Regions from separate parts of the Mus musculus genome. Here region 1 is linked to region 2. A link is a loop called in an ENCODE intact Hi-C map of the cell type or tissue named here. Cell type or tissue: gastrocnemius. All regions are shown on one strand. Each heading gives the region's core, and the rest is flanking DNA. Links, peaks and the distances in the headings are about the cores only.

The links. Peaks named below come from ENCODE experiments on the same cell type or tissue, not always from the same donor. Only the 100,000 strongest peaks of a DNase experiment are listed, where the experiment ranks them.
Region 1: it touches region 2 in a loop (2.6-fold over the local background); 11 of 42 quality-filtered maps call a loop at or near these places.

What each region holds. Positions count from the first base shown.
Region 1 is chr11:50,155,320-50,166,130 of GRCm38, reverse strand. It overlaps Tbc1d9b (TBC1 domain family, member 9B), which reads right to left. Exons shown (of 22, transcript NM_001290760.1): 12 at 9,101-9,386; 13 at 7,585-7,714; 14 at 7,371-7,469; 15 at 6,420-6,488; 16 at 4,436-4,676; 17 at 4,020-4,085; 18 at 2,235-2,306; 19 at 1,919-1,969. Among named protein-coding and RNA genes, the nearest start is that of Mrnip, 14 kb to the left of the region's middle. In gastrocnemius, for the core only: a CTCF peak has its summit at 4,375 (motif pointing left); DNase peaks (open chromatin) are centred at 4,385, 4,595 and 9,076; H3K27ac peaks cover 1,012 bases.
Region 2 is chr11:50,360,018-50,370,828 of GRCm38, reverse strand. No RefSeq gene overlaps it. Among named protein-coding and RNA genes, the nearest start is that of Mir804, 7.5 kb to the right of the region's middle. In gastrocnemius, for the core only: CTCF peaks have their summits at 5,870 and 6,073 (motif pointing right); a DNase peak (open chromatin) is centred at 6,062.

The DNA of each region.
Region 1 (10,811 bases), core at 1,090-9,089, 200 kb after region 2:
CCATGGTAAAAGGGCATATTACTACTCCTGGCATAATTTTTTTGTTTGTTTGTTTTTGTTTTTCGAGACAGAGTTTCTCTGTATAGCCCCGGCTGTCCTGGAACTCACTCTGTAGACCAGGCTGGCCTCAAACTCAGAAATTTGCCTGCCTTTGCCTCCCAAGTGCTGGGATTAAAGGCATGCGCCACCACTGCCCAACCTGTATTTTTTTTTTTTTTTTTTTTTTGGTTTTTCAAGACAGGGTTTCTCTGTATAGCCCTGGCTGTTCCTGGAACTCACTCTGTAGACCAGGCTGGCCTCAAACTCAGAAATCCGCCTGCCTCTGCCTCCCGAGTGCTGGGATTAAAGGCGTGTACCACCACACCCGGCTGTATTTTTTTTTTAAACATTAAAAAAAAATTATTTTCCTGGTATGGGTGTTTGCCTGTTGTACATATGTATGCCTTGTGCATACCTGGGTGCCCATGGAGCCAGAAGAAGGCATCAGACCTGCGGGAACTGCAGTTGCAGATGATGTGAACGGCCATGTGGTTGTCCTCTGGAAGAACAGCCAGTGCTCTTAACTACTGAGCCACGCTCTAAGCTCTCTAATTTAATTCTTGACATTAAGGTCATGTTCAAGTTCCAGTCAGTCTTCAACACTGTCCACAGGACAGTGATGACTTAGGACACTGTTTAGTGTCCCTTCAGTGTCACTTTCTGATGTATATCACCCACCTGGGAAAATCATTTGTTGTTGTTGTTTATTTTTGTTTTATATTTACTTGGACCAGAACCTGGGGCTGTATCTAATCTAGACATGAGTGCTACCATCAAGCTACATCCCCAGACCTTATTCTTGAAATTAATTAAATAAATTAACTCTTGTTGTTGTTTTGTTTTTTGAGACAGTATCTCAGTATGTAGCCCTGGTTGGCCTGGAACGCTTTGTAGACCAGGCTGGCCTTCAACTCACAAGATCCACCTGTTGCTACCACCTCAATGCTCAGACTAAAGGTGTGAGCTTTTACACACTGGCTTAAAAAGTTTTGTGTGCACGTGTATATGGCCTGTGTATATGGCCTGTGTATATGGCATGTATATATGGTTCTCTTCTTCTACCATGTGGATTCTGGAAATCAAATTCTGGTCATGAGGGTTGGCAGCATGTGCCTTTACCCACAGAACCCTCTTTCCAGACCATTTATTTAAAAAAAAAATCACCATGAAACTAGGCTGACCTTGAGCTCCAGTTCCTCTTGCCACCTTGGCCTCTATTTAGAGTATTGGGATTAGGGGCATGCATCACTATACTCCAAATTCCATTCCCAGCCCCTCAGGACAGAACCCTGGATCCCACATGCAAACCAAGTGCTCGAACACTGAGCTACATTCCCAGCTGTTATGGTCAGTTTTGTATCATACATGACCAGCTCACTTGCCAAACCCAGGGCCCAGAATGGCCTTCACCGTGTCAGACATTCCCAACGAGCATTGCATGCAGCAAAGGTTGAGTCCCACCAGGCACTCTGCATACGTATTTTTTGTGATGAAAAAATCCTGTGAGGCTTGAAGAGGTTTCCCAAGGGGGAACATCTACCATCTCTCCATCTCCACTCCTCCATCCCATACCTGTCTCACAGTCACGATGACAAAACTCTGCATTCCTCTCCTACAAGCGTGAGCTTTTTGCATGTGGGTGCGGAGGTGAAGCCCTGGGCTTGCTCCGTGTCTCGTGTGCCATGCATGCATCCTCCTCACTGACCATCTACAGCAGATTGCCCCCACCAGAAGCATCTTGGGCTCTGGGTGTTCTCAGATTTATCCCCACAGGACAAAGTTCCAAAGAGTCCCCGGGGCATGAAAGCATCCAGGCTTCTGAGTAAAGGAAGATGAAGCCCAGAGGCAAAAGGGTCACCCTTGCCCTCTAGGGACTGACCTTGAGCCTCCCAGGGCAGGAAAAGATCCAGATCTGAGGCCAGAGGAGATGCTGGAAGGGACAGCAGAGGATGTGTAGAGGGCAGAGGGAGAAGCCCACGTCCAGGGAGACAGAGATGCAAGAGAAACAACAGTTGAGAATGTCTACAGGGGCCAGTCTGGCCCAGGGAGTGCTGTGGGGCCCTCCCAGAGAGCACCCCAGGGTGGCATGCTCCCGGAGCCCACAGTGGGACTGCTGGCTCCTACACAGGCCCCACGGGAAGACGGAGAGCTGCAGAGCGCAGCTGGCTGTGCTGGCTGTCTCAGGAGTGGCTCACCTTCCGAGGAGCTATCCTCTGTGAAGTAATGGGCGGCCTCCAGGGCTGACTCGGCTTCCTCTGGGATCAGAGCTGTGTTCCAAGAGAAGCAACAGTGAGGACAGGGGAGACTTCCAGTTCTAGTCAAAGAGGAAAAGGCCACCCGCGCCCAGTCATGTACCACCAGGCTGAACCCCATTTACTCGAACTCCGGACAGTTTTAGTAGAGTTGGTGACATACTTGTTGGTGAGGCAGGACCTCACGCTGTAGTACAGGCAGCCTCTAACGCTGCACCCTCCTGCCTCAGCCTTCCGAGTGTGTCTGACTTGCTACCTTGATTTTGACAGTGGGGGGTGTGTGCTGGGGACTGAACCCCAGGTTATCCTGTATGTTAAGCACTTGCTCTATGGCTGAGCTAAGTCCCTGATAACTGTTTTGGGAAATGCAGTACATGTGCTGAGTAAGAAAATAATCCATCTGCCCAGGGCCTGGTGAACTTAGCTATCCTCCCACACAGGATGACCTGGCTCAGCGGATTCCTTTGGGACATTTTACATGCCTATGCGCGAGCGTGAGCACACACACACACATACACACACACACACACACACATCACTTGACTCATCTTACTTTATATTGTGGCAACTGTACCACATTAATATACCCCAGCCTGTCCCACACTCTACATGTGCTGGGAGTGGCTGACTGCAACCTGAGGTTTCAGATCCCCAAGGCTGTGTGTCCATGTGACCTCACCATTCCTGATGTATGGAGGGGATGTGGTAGGGCTTAGGGAGCAGGGCAAGGCATAGACGGGTGGTCGGACCCAAGCAGTCCAGTACCTAGATGAAGCATTAGGTGGTGGGCACAAACCCAGTTCTCTGATGCAACCCAGGCTTTGGCTCTCACCAGCTGCAAGGTAGCCTCACTTGAGAGTTGTGCTCCAAGAGCGCCTTCAGCTCTACCCATAGAACCATCATTGGGGAGCTCTGATTAGTGAACTGGGCACTACTGCACACAGTGAGTCACAGGGGTGCAAGGTGAGTGGTGGTTGCAGCCTTATAACCTCACTTTGGGCTGATTCTGACCGCAGATTCTGTATTCGAATTACTCAGGGGGAGGCCCCAGACAAGAGGACCTAGGGTGGTTCCACAGGAGGAAGCATGGCACCCTGGGCCATCACTGTCACCTTTCTGGATCTGGTTCCTACTAAGGGAAAGCTCCTTTTTAGGGGCTATCCTGAGCTCTGGCCACACATGAAGGATGCTGGAGCCATGTGCTGGCCAGCTTCATAGAGCCTCTCAGCTTGGCTCACACCAGCTGCCCACAGGAAACTTCCCACCCTAACAACAGCTCCATTACTGAGAGGAAGGAAGTGGGGCCTCTGAGGACATGTGACAGGACCTGCAGGTGGCCTAGGCAGTGTCCCAGGCTGTCTTGGGACAAACAGGAACCTTTGGTTAACAATTACTTTAAGAACAAGACAGTTTAGGACCTTGTGTCTCACTGGTACCTCCTTCATGGCCTCCTGCCCTGATGTGGATTCTGGATCATGTTGCCCTGCTTGATGGGCTGAGGAGCTCAACTGGAATCTTCCCTCATGCCCTTTCCCCATTCTGGGCTTGTGCTCAGAACAGCAGGGCGGACCTCAACCCCAGACCCTCACCCCCACTGGGCCCAGAGCCTCCCTTCCACTTAACTCTCTCCCTCTTGGCCACAACCGTCCAGTGGCGTGTTGGCAGTTCCGTGGTTCTGGACAGTCTAGGGACAGAGAAGCCCACAGCAGGAAGCCTGAGGTCACTCACCTGGGGGCAGGTGCAGTTTGTAGAGCGCCTTGAGCTTCTCAGTGAGGTCTCCATGGTACATCCCACCTGTGGAGCAAGGCCAGGGAGGGACATGCTTGGCAAGGAGACTCTAGGAACACACTGCAGGCCATATCCCCAGACCCTTCCTGTGGGCTCTAATGGAGACTCCACACTCTGGGAAGGTTTGGGTCTTCCCTAGCCAGGTCTCTAGGAAAGATCAAATGAGCCCTGGGCCTCCTGCTTCCCTAAGACCCTATGGAAAAGCTTAACCTTCTTTGGGGCCAGAGCCCCAAGGAGAGGGACAGTAGAACAGTCTGCTGAGGTCTGGCATAGGCAAGGGCTCAAGGTCGCCCCCTGCTGGCCTCAGGAAGGACAGCTGCACTGACTGGTGCTTGAAAGATGGGTGAGACACTCACTCATCCCTGTCACAAACTCCTTGAAGTTGATCAGTGAGTCCTTGTTTTGATCCAGGAGTCGGAACATGCGGCCTGCCAACACAGGCGTGTGAGAGCCACAGGCCCAAGGCGTCAGGCTGGCAAAGAGCTCCCGAAACTGGCTGGCATCGATCCGGTACTGCTCCAGGTAGGGCAGGCTGGGGTCTCGGTGGACGGCTGCTGAGCGGTTACCACCCCAGTACTGGCTTGCCAGATGCTTGGCCTGCAGGGGACACCGTCTGGTGAGATGGCTTTTGGGGCCCTGACTCTCAGGATTACCAGGGTGCCTTCCCTGATCTGTCCATATTCTTAGGGTAATGAGCTCTGGCCTGGTACCTCAGCTTTCACGGGATCCCTCACTCTAGTGCACAGCAGAGGAACTGAACAGGGCCTCATGGACTTGACTGTTCTGACACAGTGTGGCCGCCTCGGCAACTGACCCTAAGGTAGCTGAAAAGGACTGCAGGAACTGGCAATGTGGACCCACAGTCTCAGTACTCAAGAAACTGAGGCAGGAGGATCACTGGACCTCCAGAACTCAGTGTGAAGCAAGTCTGGGCAATGCAGAGAAAACCCAGCCCCAAAGCAAACAGAACAAAATACCCACCCAACCTACTCACTTGCTCCATCAGTCAACTAACCAACCCCACACCACCAAAACCCAAACCCAAACCAAACCAAACCAAACAGAGGGAGTGTGGACTTTCGCCTTTGCCCCCGCGCCCCTCCATGCCCTTCCCCCTCCTTTTGATGCACCTGAATTTTGTGTGCAGACTCACCCTTGGGCTAGGGGTTACAAGGCTGTAGGTTACCCACCATCACTGGGTTGTTGCAGCCCAAACCACCCCTTAGCTACAGCACCTAGGTTGACTCATCCCAATGCCTGATCTGTGTCTTTTGCTAAAACTACTTAGAAAGAAAATTCAGTTTCCACCGGGGTCCCTGAGAGCCTGACCCAGGAGCTGCTCAGGACAGTCCTACAGGAAAAGCAGCCCAGAGGTTAACTGGGATGGAGGAGTGTCACAGCCAGTTTCAGTACCCTGACTCAGCCATGCCTGAAGCTGTGTAACTTTCCAGTTAAATGAGTAGGTGTGTTCCCTCTTCTGTGTGAGTTGGGTTGAATTTTTGTTGTTGTTGTTGTTTTGTTTTTTCCCCCCTGCTATTTAGGAGTGCTCTATTAGAGTACAGTCAGTAAACTGCTTGTCATGCAAGCATGAGAACCTAACTTTGGTCCCCAGAACCAACATAAAAAAGCTGGGTGTGTGGGACTGGAAACACAGCTCAGGGAATAAAGGTGCTTGCGGCCAAATGGAATGCCATGAGTTTGATCCCCGGAACACACAATAAAAGGAGAGAACCCACACTCACAAGCTGTCCTCTGATTTCTATACATGCACCACCATAAGTACATGTAACCATGAGATCTAAAAAAAAAAAAAAAAAAAAAAAAGGTGCACCAAGCAGTGGTGGTGCTCGCCTTTAATCCCAGCACTTGGGAGGCAGAGACAGGCGGATCCCTATGAGTTAGAGGCCAGAGACTCTGTAGTGACTCTGTAGATTCACTCTGTCTACAGAGTGAGTTCCAGGACAGTCAAAGCTACATAGAGAAACTCTGTCTCGAAACGCAAAACAACAACAATGGTGCTTGTGGTGGTGTGCCTTTAGAATCACACGCTGTGAGGCAGAAGCAGGGGGCTGGGGCTCACGGGCCAGCCAGCCTAGCTTACTTGGTAAGCTCTTGGCAATGAGGGACCCTGTCTTTATAAGCATCGGCTTCAGGAGTAACACCTGAGGTGCTCATGTGCACACTCTGTTCACTAATTGCCAAGAAAGATTAAATTCTGCCACACATGGTTCACAGGAACTGCAACTGGGGACAAGGAGTTTCCTGACTAGGAGCTGCTGTTTGAGGACAGACTTAACAGCCGAGGTGGGGAGCTCCACCCACCCCTGTGTTCACTGTCACCTTAAACACCATGTAAAGATCCTCCAGCTCTTCAATGGAGAAGCCGATGTCCCCTGGTATGGCTCGGACCTAGAAGGAAAGATGAAATGTTGGTAGTGGAGGGCCCAAGTTCCTGCCAGAGTCCAGACAAGTGCTTGTTCTCATGCAAACAGTGTCAAAGGGCAGCAAGGGTGTGGCTGCCCTTTGCTGTCACCAGTGGCCAAGCACACGAGGGTGGGTCTACTCAGGAGAGGGAACCTGTGTGCTCACCCTTCACCACTACCTGCCAGGCAGTTCCCCTCCCTGGAACTCTTCCTGGGGTGGGTGCTTAGATGGGCTCTTTCTCTCCTGACCGACCCACTGAGGGACATGGGCTGATGGATGGCATCTTTGCTCCAGCTGCCTGGAAGGGGTTCTATAATTTGCCAGGCAGGTCTTTTTACTTCAATTAGCAAAATGCCCTGAGTGCCTTGGAACCCTGAAGGGAGGGTTGAGAATGTGGAGGCCGAGGGCAGAGACCAAGAACAGGTTTAAACAGTGCATGGGATGGCAAAAGGTCCATCCCCTGAACAGCCTAAGACAAGGGCTTCAGGCAGGGGCATATGGTACAGGCTAGCCAGAGTGGCAGAGTGGCACTATCCAGGACAGAAGTGAAGCTTACACCAAAACCAGCCCAGGAGGCCTTAGTCCAGAAGACCTGTGGCTTAGATGTGCATGGTGAAAAAATTTCCACTAAGTGACCAGGGCCTCTTCCTATCTCCCCACACTAGTACCTGTGCTGTGGGATTCCACACAGCATCCTGGCCATGACACAGACACCAAGGCAGTGCAGGGATAGAGTACAAGTTGGATCCTGCACTCTGCTCAGGGAAGGGTGGGGCTGAAGAGGGTACTGGGAAAAGCCATCCACTAAGGCTAGCCCTGAGGACCCTCTCTGCCAGAGGTTACCACTGTCTGCACCAGTGACCATACCACGCTTCTCTTAGCCGTGTCTTCCAAGGACTGGATCACCTTCAGCCTCTGTTTAAACCGCATCTGTTCAATGTCGTCAGCCCTCAGGTTGCTGAACTTCTGCAGGCCAACGGAGAATCAGTGAGACAAAGGCAGAGGGTAAAGTCCCTGCGATCAACTAAAACCACAGGCCCTAGGGAACAGGCTGGCCAGGCTAACCCTGCAGGAAGCTGACCTCGTAGGATACTCTCAGGAGGTCAAAGATGTCCACCTCCACAGGAGGGTCATCTCCACTGGTCAGCAGAGCGTGGAGGTGTGGGATAGGTGGAGAAATGCTCTGCTTGTTGACCACATTGTCCAGGTACCTGCAAGATCAAAGGACAGCAGTAAAGGATCCACAGCCACAGCCAAGTGCTGGGCCAGAGTTCAGGCTTGGGAGTCCTATAGGAAGGTAGTCGTGTGTCCGCTGGGGCCCCTATTAGGCTGGGAGCTCCCATCAGGGTAATAGCAGAGAACAGATCTTGCCGCCCACTGACACCTGAGCACTAACTCTGAGAAGGTCAGGTTATCTTCTAGGGGCCTGTGGATTCCAGAGCCTACCTAGTTTAGGGACAATGTGCTTCCTCTCTGCTGGGTTACCAAGAAATGGGCCAAGAATCATTCAGTGGACAGTTTCTCCATGTCCAGTGGACATGGACTTGCTTTGGCTGGCTAGTGTGGGTCAACCAGGCCTTCCTATCCTTCTAGGCTCTCCAGGATGTGCCTAACACTCAAGGCAGAAGAGGCTTTCTGGTTCCAACCCATCCCAGCTGGCACCCTGGTCAGGTGCCTACCCCACTGTAGGACATACACATGAAACTGAGGTATAAACATGGTCACAACTAAGTGTCTTGAACATCAGAGGACCAAGAATCATATTAGCTAGGAGGTAGACCACAACCTTGCCAATTCTGCAGGGTCCCAACAGCCCTGGGCTGGCTCAACAGGCAGGCGCAGTGTTCCAGGTTGGGCTATAAGGAATTCAGGGTAAGTGAGAGGGTGAGGTAGGGAGTGAGCTGAAAGCCAGGTTTGGGACTTGGAAAGCTCCTTTGTGCAGAGGAAAACCATGAGAGGGGGGATGTCCCCATGCCCAGGGGAGGGCAGGGTCAGATCTGACCAGAGTCCTGTGGGGTATGAAAGAGACTAGAGTGGAGACCCACATGATCACCTGAAGCAGGCCCTGGCCCAGAAAGGTTTAGCTGTGCACTGAGACAGTAGGGATGCCAGGAGAACCTGGGTGGGACGAGCTTGAGGAAGCCAGGGGAAGTGTGAGCTTGGTGATAGGTTCCTTTAGCCATGCCACAAGCCTGGTATGGGTCTGCTCTGTCGGGGAATGGGCACTGAGCTTGGAGGAGATGACTAGGACAGCTTTGTGAAACAAGCACTTCCCTGCCTTGGCTAGAGGTTGGAGGTCTTGCTGTGCCACTGTCCCCTGACATCAACATGAGTGTCACCCACTGGACGACTGCTCGGGGTCAGTTTCCGAGACTACAGCTGAGTGGCAGCCTGCAGCTCAGTACACTCAGGCCCACCAGCTCTCCTCTTTGCTTCCAGCATCTTGAATCCCACCAGGACAGTTGTGCCCTGCTCCTGGCTCATCTCTCGACCTAGTCTAGTACTTGGCACATAGCATAGGATGTTGGCTGAGGGCTGGGGAGGGGAGGGCTCTCTGCCAACTTCCTGGAAGCAGAAGCCGCCCCCAGCATGGTCACCTGCCCAGCACGGTCATGGCCTCGCCCTCGTCATTGCAGTCCAGCAGCTGCTCCACGTTGGCGTCCAGCACAGCCAGGGCCACCTGCAGGATCACCTTGATGCCCTCGTAGAAGAAGCAGTCGACAATGACCACGGCGCTCTCAAAGGGCATGACGCTGAGGAAGAGGGTCAGGAACCAGGACAGCGAGATGCTGGAGATCACCCCCAGCTCTTGCATCTTCTCTGAGAGCCGGGGCAGGACATCTCTCGTGAGCTCTTCAAAGATGCCCTGGTCTACGAGGGCTCCTGAGGAGGACAAGAGGCCAAATACAAGCACCGCTCCAGGGCCCTGAGCAGACACCCTGTAGAATCCCAGGGCCTGGGGTATAGGAACACTATGTGGTTCCTGTCTAAACTCAACCCTGCCATCTCAGCTTATAGTGAGGCCCTGAGAGGTGTGCATATGCAGAAAACAGAAAGAAACAAATTACTTTGCAATCATTCTTTCTATAGCTTACACACCATTGTGTGGAAAGGAACACTTGCTCAATATACAGTGGTCCCTTGGCATCCATGAGGATACACACAGGGGGTATATAGTAGCATCAGGGAACCTAGGCACACACTGTTGTATACTTTTTTTTTAGATTTATTAATTAATTAATTAATTAATTATATGTAAAGTACACTGTAGTTGTCTTCAGACGCACCAGAAGAGGTCATCAGATCTCATTACGGGTGGCTGTGAGCCACCATGTGGTTGCTGGGATTTGAACTTCAGACCTCTGGAAGAGCAGTCTGGTGCTCTTACCCACTGAGCCATCTCACCAGCCCCAAAGATTTATTTATTTATTATATATAAGCACACTGTAGCTATCTTCAGACACTCCAGAAGATGGAGTCAGATCTTACGGATGGTTGTAAGCCACCATGTGGTTGCTGGGATTTGACCTCAGGACCTTCAGAAGAGCAGTCAGTACTCTTAACCACTGAGCCACCTCTCCAGCCTCCTACTCTTGTATACTTTAAGTTACTTCTGGATGACTCATAATACCTACTATGGTGTAATGCTATGAAAAGCTATGCAGCTATTATATCCTGTCTGGAGAAGAACAAGGGGACAAGTCTGGGTGTGTTCAGTACAGATGGAGTTTCTTCTGTGCGTTTCTGTTCAGTGCTTGGCTGAATCCATGGACATAGAGCCTATGGCTACAGATGTCTGACTTTCAGGAAATGTTGACTTTACCCCCTAGAAACAACAGAAGCAAGCAGTGGTTTCCCTCCCCTCTCCCAATGCTCTGAACATATACAAAGCTGAAGGCCCCCACGAGTGGTGACCCTGGACACCAAACAGCAGAGGACAGCTGAGAGCTAAAACACAGGTGTGCTGAGACAGTCTGTAAGCCATTTCCTTTTGACGACATGGATTTTACTGGATGTGAGTGCCTGAGAGTAGAACTGGACCACTGACCGGGACACGGGTAGACTACATGCTCTAGTTCTGAAACTTGAAATGTCTGAGGCAAAGAGACCTAGGAAACATGGATGGAGATTTGGGCTCTAGATGGCTTTTAAAACCCACTGAATGTGAGATGTCCTCTGACTCAGTCCGGTCGTCCTGGGAACGACCTCACGAGGTCTAGGTGGGAGCTGGACCCTGGAGGCAGAGGGCTGGTTGTCTGTGCTTCTCTCATTTCTGGCAAGATCCATTTTTAGCTTCTAGTCTGTAAG
Region 2 (10,811 bases), core at 1,271-9,270:
TGGAGCTCACTTTGTAGACCAGGCTGGCCTCGAATTCAGAAATCCGCCTGCCTCTGCCTCCGGAGTGCTGGGTCCTTCGTGTATTTTTAAACAATCGTTTTAATTTATGTGTATGAGTGCTTTGCCTACATCTGTGCCTGGTGCCCACGGAAGCCAGAAGAGGGCATTGGATCCCCTAGGAGCTACAGACAGTTATGAGCAGCCTTGTGGGGGCTAGGAATGGAACCTGGGTCCCCTGGAAGAGCCTTCTGTGCTCTGAATCCTGGAGCCATCTCTCCTGCCCTCTTGTTTTTGTTTTTTTGAGACTAGGTCTCAGCATGTTTCTCTTCTGACTGGCCTGAAAATTACAGAGATCCTTCTACCTCTGCCTCCTGAGCTAGGGTTAAGGGCTTGTTACCCAGAAACCATTCTATTTGTTTGTTTTGGGTTTTTTGGTTTTTGGTTTTTGGTTTTTTTGGGACAGGGTTTCTCTGTGTAGCCCTGGCTGTCCTGGAACTCACTCTGTAGACCAGGCTGGCCTCGAACTCAGAAATCTGCCTGCCTCTCTCTGCCTTCTGAGTGCTGAGATTAAAGGCGTGCGCCACCATGCCCGGGGAAACCCTTCTATTTTAAAAAATTATTATTGTGCACGCATCTCGTGCCTATGTGTGTATGATGTCCACGTGTGCATGTACAGAGGCTAGAGGACACCTTTTGGAAGTCTCTTCTTGTACCAGGGGTCAGACCCAGGTCGGCAGGCTCTGCACAGCACATGCATTTTACCTGCTGAGCCATCGCACCACCCCACTTAACCATTCTCAAAAGTCTTCACTCATCCTCTGGACAAAATCCTCACCATGGAAAGCCATCCCAGAGCGCTCGCTCCCACTGCTCCCAGCACCGCACTGCTTGCTGCAGCACCCTTGTCTGTCTTTCTGTTCTCACATTCCTTCTGCTATTTTCCTGCGGGTCTGCTTTCCTATGAGGCCCATGCCCTGCCAGTCTATGTTTGGGCTCATTTTCCTCGATGAAGTCCAACAAATCATAAGTCACCAAGCGGCTTCAGAATCCCAAAGCAAAGATGCCGGGCTGATGGTTAAGTGTAGCTGCTGGTTTGAGGAAGTCCCTATGAGGTTGGTAACACCAGACTCTGGGTGTGTCCCTGTGGCTATTTCCAAAGATAATTAGATCATGAGGGCTCTGGCTGAATGATGGCTTAATCGCTTGATGGATTCTTAATATGGGAGGCTTGCTTACAGTTTCAAAGGGTGAGTCATTGTGGCAAAGAGTGTGGAGGCAGGCAGATGTGATGCTGGAGCAGGCCATGAGAGAGAGAGAGAGAGAGAGAGAGAGAGAGAGAGAGAGAGAGAGAGAGAGACAGGACCACCCACAGTGACACATCTTCAACAAAGCCACACCTGCTACAAGGTCACACCTCCTAATCCTTCCCATCCATTCACTGGGGCAAAGGACTGAACCTCTGGGGGCCATCCTCTTCAAACCACTTCTCATGGCCTTATAAGTGAGGCCTAGTTGGTGGAAGTAAGTAGATCACTGGCATGTGTGTTCTTGGAGACTGTACCTGGCTCTGGCCTCCTCTATGTTCACTGTATGGAGGTTTGAATGCGAAATGTCCTCTGTAGACTTTGGGTATTTAAACACTTAGTCCTCAGTTGGTGGGGTGCTGGAGGAAGTATGTCACTGGGGATGGACTTTGACACAAATAAAAAAAAATCACTTCCAGTTTACTTCAGCTTCTTTTAAAATAATAATAATTTACTTTTGTTTTATGTGCATTGGTGTTTGCCAGCGTGTCCGTGAAGGTGTCAGATATGTACATTGGTGTTTGCCAGTGTGTCCGTGAAGGTGTCAGATCCCCTGGAACTGGAGTTACAGAGAGCTGTGAACTGCCACGTGTGTGCTAGGAGTTGGACCCAGGTCCTCCCGAAGATCAGTCATCTCTCTCCCTTACCTACTTCAGCTTCTTTCTTGCCACTGTGGCTGCCACTTTCTGCCATGACCCCACCATGATGGACTCAGACCCTCTGGAACCATAAAACAAAGTAAACCCTCTTCTCTTTTAAATCCTTCTATACTCTATGTGTACATGCCTGTGTGTGCAGGACCCTGCAGAGGCCCAGAGAGGTGTCTGGTTCCCCGGAGCTGCAGTGGTGGATGGTTGTGAGCCACCCTGTGGGTACTGGCAACTGCAAGAACAACAAGTGCTTCTCACTCTCAAGCAGCGCTCCTCACCCTCGAGCAGTGCTCCTCACTCTCGAGCTTCTCTTTGGCCCCACGTTCTCTTTAAGTTCTCTTTGGTCATACTGTTTTATCACAGCAACAGGAAAGTGCCTAATAACTCTACTTCCCCTCTGCCACTAAATTAAAAAAACAACAACAACAACAAAAAACAAAACCTATTACACACTCCCATTACCGTGTTATTCTCCCAAAGCCATGGGTCAAAGAACTCACAGACTAAGCCCTCTGAAAATGAAAACCAAACAAGATCTTTTTATTCTTTTTGTCCCCCAACATAATATTTTTATTGATTATTTGGGAATTTCACATCATCCACCCTGATCACACACACTTCCCAGTCCCCTCGTGTCTACCCCCTACCCTTCTGACCTTCTCCTCAGAAAAAACAAACAAACAAACAAAAAACAAAAGAAAGAAAAATCCAATTTGGGTTATTCATATGCTCATTGGAGCATCGGCAAATTCCCAGGGCCTGTCCCCTAAAGAACTGAGTCCTTCCCACCTCCCCACCCAGAAGCCATCAACTTTGAGGGCTGCTCCATAGCATCCTTACCACAATTCCTAAGAGTTCTCTTTGATGGCTTCCTTTTTAGGCTGTTACTTTGGGGGACTAGGGCATAGGGGTTGTCTCGGGAGCCTTCTATGACCCTCTTATTCAACTGTGCTTCTGCAGTCAGCGATACCACTGCAGGAGTAGCTTCCTTGCCATTTACAGTCGGCGGGAGCACGGGTCCTGGGCTTCTATGTGATTTCTGGCAACAGCATGGACCACCGACATCCATGGTGCCAAGGACCCCCACTTGGTCTCCGGTGGCAGTATGGATCACCACAGTCATCAAAATGGCCTTAGGAGCCTGCACAGGCCACTCACATGAACATGGCTTCAGATAGTGGCATACACCATAGACAACTGCATGACCCTCAGTGGTAGCACAGGCCTCAGATGTCAACGCTGCTCCTGGCTGCCGTATGACCACGGGCCCAAACATGGACTTTGGAAGCAGCATACCCCATGGATATTGACAGGGTTTAGCACAGACCACAGATGCCCACATGGCTTCATCATGGCCTGGGGCAGCAGCACAGAACACTGATACCAGCATAGTCTCTGGGGGAGGTATGGACTATGGAGATCTTTCAGGGAGATCCAGTGCAGGAAATGAACCACTTTTCATCTTGGACATCCTGCTATTGCTCAGAGCCAAGGTGACCGTGCAGCAGGGGATTGGTCCAGGGGCTGAGTCTGTGCAAGCTCCAGGCTGCTGTCCACCACGCTGCTGACCCTACCAGGCAATGACATGTTCCTCCATCGACTGCAGCCTTCTCTCTCGCACACCTGTCACAACTGTCCTGTCTCTAGTTCCACCTCTCTCTACAGTGCACACACCGCTCTGCTCCTCCATCTTTCCCATCATGTATTCATTCACTGTAGTGGCATTGGAAGCTGTGTGTGTGTGTGTGTGTGTGTGTGTGTGTGTGTGTGTGTGCGTTTGCCCAAAGAGCTTTACATGCAAATGTTCACTGTAACAATGAGTCATTGGCCTAGTTTCCAGTTTCTGATGCATCACCAATAACTGGACCATTGCTGAGTCTCCTCTAGTCCATCCTGCTGTTGCCCAGAGTCTTGGTGATCCTGTGGCTCTCTCTGGTTCTGCAGGACTGGCTCCTTCACGTGCTCCAGCAATTCATAGATGGAGTAGATGCTGGGGAGTGGACCCACGCAACATGCTGAATCTCGACCTGAGTGGTAGCTGAGTTGGTCTCAGGCTGACAGGGACCGCCTGGCCTTCAGCTGCCAGGTCAGATGTTCTTCTCTTTAGTCAGTTAGTTTGGTCATAGCTACACAGTAATTAGTATAACTAATACAGGAAAATATACAGGCATAGTAATTAATATAGCTAATGCAGTAATACATACCATATGGTTCTGCACTTCTTGGCTAGATTTTTCTCAAATGTCTTACTTAGAATGCTGTTTCTAGATGGCTCCCCTCCTCTGATACAAGATATTATGTATTTCAAACTAGCCTGGAACTTGCTATTTAGCTGAGGATAACCCTGCACTTTTGTTTCTTCAGCTTCCTTCTCTCTGGTGTTGGGATTACAGAGGTATAACACTATGCCCACAGTTCATGCAGTGTTGGATATCAAACCTAGGACTCTGTATATTCTAGGCAAGCATCCTACCAAGTGAGCTAGCCCCCCCCCCATTTTCCTGATCTTTATTTACTTATTTGCTTCCTTGCTTTTGTTTTGTTTTTCAGGCAGCCTCATGTAGCCCGGGCTGCCCTCAAGCTCACAAAAGCAAGAATAACTTTCAACTTCTGATTGTCCCGTCTGCACCCCTGAGCACTGGAATAACGGGTACACACACTATGTCAGCTGTGCTGTCCTAGAGATGGGACAGCTGGGACTGTATAATTTGGGCTGTGGTGTCTGTTCACAGTGGTGTGCAGCCATCACCTCGCTGCCACTGAAGCTGCTCATTTTCCTCTGACAGAAACCCTGCGCTCAGTTTTTTATAGGTTTACTCCGTTATTTCTGCTCATAGTACAAGGGTACATTCAATTCCTCATGACTGGGAAGAAAGCAGGACCTTGGATTAGCTGCTAGCACTTGGGTTTTGCCAGTTTATATCTTTAAATATCAAGACAGTAGAGGAAGGCCAGGCGTGACCGAAGGAATCGGGCATGAGAGGCAATGTCTGATGCAGTCTACTGAGTCAATTAGGACCAAATTGATAAGAGAGGTAAGGAACACGGGCCGAGCTAGGCTTAGTGTTTGAACACCTTTAATCTTTGCACTCAGGGAGCACAGGCAGGCAGATCTGTATGAATTCGAGGCTAGCCTGTTCTACCTAGTGAGTTCCAGGATAGCCAGGGCTGTTATACAGAGAAACCATGTCTCAAAATCAATGAACCAATCAGTCAATCAATCAATTGTGGGGTGGGGAAATGGCTCAGGGGCTAAGAACACTTGCTTTTCTTGCAAAGGATCCAGGTTCAATTCCTAGCACCCACAGTATTTCACAATTATCTGTAACTTCAGTTCCAGGAGATTCAATGCCCTTATCTGACATCTGCAGGCACTGCACCCACCTGGTCTTCCCCCATCCTCTGCTCCCTCAAATCTTTTTAAAAGTATCACATTCCTGGGGCTAGAGAGATGGCTCAGCAGTTAAGAGCACTGGCTGCTCTTCCAGAGGTCCTAAGTTCAATTCCCAAAACTACATTGGTGGCTCAGGACCATCTATCTATAAAGGGATCTGATGAGCTCTTCTGGCATACAGGCATACATACAGAACAACACATACATTTAAAACACACACACACACATTCAGCATCTACACATAACATGCACCCACACATACCAACTTTCCCCAGTTGTCTTACATGTTTTGCTGGCCTGTCACAGGGCAGTGGTCACAACCTGTTTCTCCCCTTTAACCTACACATGTTCTTGCAAGTCCTTCTGTTCCCAGATTGTCAGGTTGTGTTTCCTAGTAGACTGCTCGTCTGTTTTCCCCTCATAAGAGCTGAGCTCCTCAGGTGGGGAGATGGCTCAGGTGGTAAAGCTCTAGTACAACAAAGTTCAGTCCCCAGAACTCATATGAAAAAAAAAGCCAGGTGTGGTGGCATGTTCTGGCAGTCCTGGTGCTGGTGAGGCAGAGACAAGAAGATCTCTGTGGCCAGTTGGCCTGACCTACTTGTCAAGTTTCAAGCCGAGGAGAGACCTGCGTTTATTCCATTTTTATTATTTTTATGTGTATGGGTGGGTTTTGCCTGAATGTAAGGCTGTCACATACATGTAATACCCATATGGGCCAGGAGAGGGCATCAGATCGCCTGCAACAGAGGTAAAAGTGAGAGTGTGTGGGCTCTCAGTGCTGAATCCAGGTCTTCTACAAGTGCTCTTAACTGCTGAGCCGTGTCTCCTAAACTAGTTTTTATTTTTTATCATGTTTTTACTGTTTGTTTTCCATTTAATTATTTGTTTTTTTGAGTCAGGGTTTGTGTAGCCCTGGCTGTTCTGGAACTCACTCTGTAGACCAAGCTGGCCTCTAACGTACAGAGATCCATTTGCCTCCAAGTGATGGGATCGAAAGCCAGTGTTGTCACCCCCTGGCTAACTAACAGATTTTTACGATGAATTTCGCTCCTGTTTCTCGTGTCTTGTTAACCCAGGCTAGTCTGAAAAATTGGAAATCCAAAACACTGCAAAATCTAAAATGTTTTTGAGTGACTTAATTCACCAGAACAAAAATTGGCACTTTCATGGTTTGGATCTGCAATGTTCCCCAAAGGCCTTCAAGCTTGTTGTGTAGCAAAACGTTTCCTGGGGAGATGCAACACACGTGTGCTCATCCCACGTAGGGAACCCGAAACACACCAGAGTACAGGTATCGCTGAAGTCCAATCTGGTGGAACCAGTGAGTTTTATTGTGATGACTTACAGGAATATGGGTGAGGGGTCATTAAGGAGCAGACATGACTCAAAGACAGCTGCATCACCGAAGCCCAGCCCCAGCAAGAATGACAGCTCACAAAGCTGGGAACCTGGAGCACACTGCACAGCCTGCAGGCCACTCAACAGGCTGGAGAGTAGCCTTGCCAGGTCCTCTGTTGGTCTCAGCTTCTTCCAAGGTAGCTCAGCTGGTGTCTGCTTCCTCCAGACAGCTGGTCTGGTCTCAGAGTCTTGGAAGCCTTTCTCCTCTGAAAGTCTCTGTGCAGCTCAGCTTTTGTTTATGGGAGAGGGACTCTCATCTTTTATTGCTTACTCTGGCAGGGAGGGGCCTAGTGAATCTGGTCCATTTCAGGGACTTCCTGAAGCTCTTTGAGTTGTTTACCTCCCTGCTTAAGGAGCTTCCCTGCAAGATGGAATGTTTCAATCTCAGAGGAAACTTACACAACATAGCTAAAGACTGTAAACCTACAGGGAGGAGTCTTTAGGGGGTGGGACCTAGAAGGAGGCAGGAGGTCACTAGCCCTGTATCCCCCAGGGCATGTTGGATCCATCCTCTCTGCATTCTGACATCTGAACACAGCGGCTCCTCCAAGTGCTCTCACCATGCTACACTGTGCAACCATAGGACCCAGAGACTGTGGCTGAAACCTCTGACACTGTGGACTGGAACAAACCTTCCCACTCTGAGCTGTTATCTCCGAGCTAGGGAGATAGTTTAGTGGGCAGGGTGCTTACCTGGCACTGGAGAAGCCCAGAGTCTGATCCTCAGGCCTGGATAAATCAGGTGTTGTGGTGGTACACACCTGTAATCTCAGCACTTGGGGAACTGGGGCAGGAGGATTGCTGTGATTCTAACCAACAATAAGAGGGCTACCGAGTGCAACCTGGTTTTAAGGGGGAAAAAATCAAATAGGGGCTGAAACAGTGACTCAGTGGACCTTAGTTTGATCCCTAGAATCCACAAGGAGGCTCACAACCCATGCAACTTCAGTCAGGGGATCTGAGGTCCTTTTCTGGACTCCACAGGGACTGCACACACGTGATGCATAGTCATACAGGCAAATACCATATACATTGAATAAATTACCTCAGGCTACACTATGTGTATGAAATAAAATTAAGTTCTTCTTTAGACTTGAGTCCTCTAAGACACCTCAGTATGTATACGGAAATGTCTATAAATTAAAAAAGAAGCCTAGCCTGGTGTGGTGGCGCACGCCTTTAATCCCAGCACTTGGGAGGCAGAGGCAGGCAGATTTCTGAGTTCAAGGCCAGCCTGGTCTACAGAGTGAGTTCCAGGACAGCCAGGGCTATACAGAGAAACCCGGTCTTGAAAAACCAATAAACAAACAAACAAAAACTAAAAAAGAACCCAACACAGGGCTGGAGGAATGGCTCAGTGGTTGAGAGCATCTGTTGCTTTTGCAAAGGGCCTGGGTTCAGTTCCTAGGTGGCTCAAAACTGTTGGGGGGTTGGTTCTAAAGCTTTGTCTTATTTTGGCTCCAAAGAGCTGGGCTTCCAGACCTGAGGGTCCCTGCCCCTAGCTGCCTTCAATTGATAATAAAAAATTACCAAACAGGGGAAAAGCTGAGCGCGTGCCCGAAAAGCAGCAAGCAAGGGAAGCATGGGGGAAGGGCCCGCGTGGGAAGACTGCAGTCTGAAAGCTCCATGCTGCATGGTTGAAGATCAGATTCCAGGGAGATTGGAGTGCACGCCCCTTCTCCCCCAAACCAGAGTCATCCCCAGCAGCAAGGGCCCCCAAGCTCTCTAGCACGCATGCGCACTTCTCGACCACAGCCCCGGGCGAGCTCCTGCCTCCCCTCCATGTCCTCTCCCCTCCACACACTGACCCACACTCACTATGATAGCTACGGGTTAGAAGGTGACAGTGACAGGAGCAGACACCGGGTCCCAGTTGCGTTTCCGGACAACTAAGAGTCGAGAATGTGGATCAGTGACAACCATGAGCACAAGGCAACCCTAAGTCACATGCTAACAATGGAGGAAGGCAGAACATAGGTCCCCGTGACACTGCCAAGCTACAGAAGCCTTGGCCTGCTGCATTGATTGAGCACATTAGTAATAAACTCAGAGTCACCGATAATGCAACGGTGACACAATAGGGAAAGAAGTCAATGCCTTTCCCCTTGGTGACATTTAACCAAGAGTGAGCCCAGACTTGACTTCTCTGCTTGGTTTTTCCTGTGTATCCTGTGTCAGTGCTCCTGTGTGTTTCCTAATACAGTGCGTTGCTCTTCCTTTAAAAAAGGAGAAGAAGGAGGAGGAGGAGGAGGAGGAGGAGGAGAAGGAGGAGGAGGAGGAGGAGGAGGAGGAGGAGGAAGAGAAGGAGAAGGAGAAGGAGAAGGAGAAGGAGAAGGAGAAGGAGAAGGAGAAGGAGAAGGAGAAGGAGAAGGAGAAGAAGAAGAAAGATTCAGAGTGGCTGGGCAGAAAAGGAGAGGTGGGTCTTTAGATTGCATGGGCCAGGGACAGGAGAGAGAGAAGAGAGTTGGAGGCAGGAGGATCAGATTTAAGAGCTGCAGGACAGAAAGCATCCAATGATGTAGGTGGAAAGGAAATGCTGCCTTATGGGGGTGGGGCTGCCCAGAAGGTAACAGGGCAGCAAAGATAAAGTAAGATTTAGAAGGTGTTAGTCCTGGGACTGGAGAGATGGCTCAGTGGTTAAGAGCATCGACTGCTCTTCTGAAGGTCCTGAGTTCAAATCCCAGCAACCACATGATGGCTCACAATCATTCATAGTGAGATCTGATGCCCTCTTCTGCTGCATCTGAAGACAGCTACAGTGTACTTAGGTATAATAATAAATAAGTCTTAAAAAAAAAAGGAGGTGTTAAGCCAGGAATCCTGAGGAGAAATGTATGTTAGTCACAGCCATGGGGAGGATTAGAAATGTCCAGCCTTTGAGCTAGTCAAGGCATATCAAAGTTAGCTGGCTTATGTGTGTTCCAGAGAGCTTTTGGTCAAGTATGCCAGGAGCCAAAGTGGTTTAACTAATTCACTGCTACACACAACCATCCCTAACTCCAGTTTCAGGGATTCTGATGACCTCAGAGGGCACGGGACAATTATATGGTGCACACACATGTAGGCAAAACATAAAGCAAAATTTCATAAAATACAAAACAATAAAAAAAATTATATACTCCTGGGTCCCAGGTATTTCAGAAAAGGGGTCCTCAAATCCATTCTGAATTAAGCTCCTGTGTGTGTGTGTGTGTGTGTGTGTGTGTGTGTATTTGAGGCAAGGACTTATTCTGTAGCTCAGGCTGGCCTGCAACTATGTAGACCTGTCTAGTCTTGAATTTAAGACAATCCTCCTGCTTCAGACTTCCAGGCGCTACCTGGGATTACAGGTGCAAACACATGTATGCAGTGTTCCACTCTGCAAAGCACTCTTTACCACTGACCATTTTTTTTTCTGGCCCTTGCTCCAATCTCAGCTGCTACCTGCTACCTGAGCTGGCAGGCAGGTTGAACTGTAGAGTGCTTGTCTGTAGACAGAGGCTCTGGTCCCATGACCTCTGCTTTCTGAGTTCACCACCCACTGTGGGTCTTTCCTACAAGGGATGTGCATTTGGTCACTAAAGAAGAGCCCCCCCACCCCGCCCCCAAAGAGTCAAATACACAAATACCGTGACTCAGCCTCTCCTGGGTATTATCAGCTCTTCTACAACATCCAGTATACTAGAAACATGTTTAAGTAGTTATTTGCTATTGGGTGTGGTGACACATCATTTTTATCAGAAAAAAATGGCAGTGGAGAAAGACAGGTGGATATTATGAGTTCCAGTCTGGTATACCTAACCCCATCTCTAAAATGAATTATAGTCCTGGAGTTTGAACATAGGGCCTTGTATAAATTAGACAAGTGCTCTAACACTGAGCTATGTCTCACTTTCCTGAGACACACTCACACACACACCATCTCACACATATATGCTATGTGTGGCCCCAATGCTTTTTTTTTTTTTTTTTTTTTTTTTAGTTTCTCTGTGTTGCTTTTGCTGGCCTGGAATTAGGTCTATAGAGGCTAGCTTCAAACTCCAGAGATCTGCCTGCCTCTGCTTCCCGAGTGCTTGGATTAAAGGC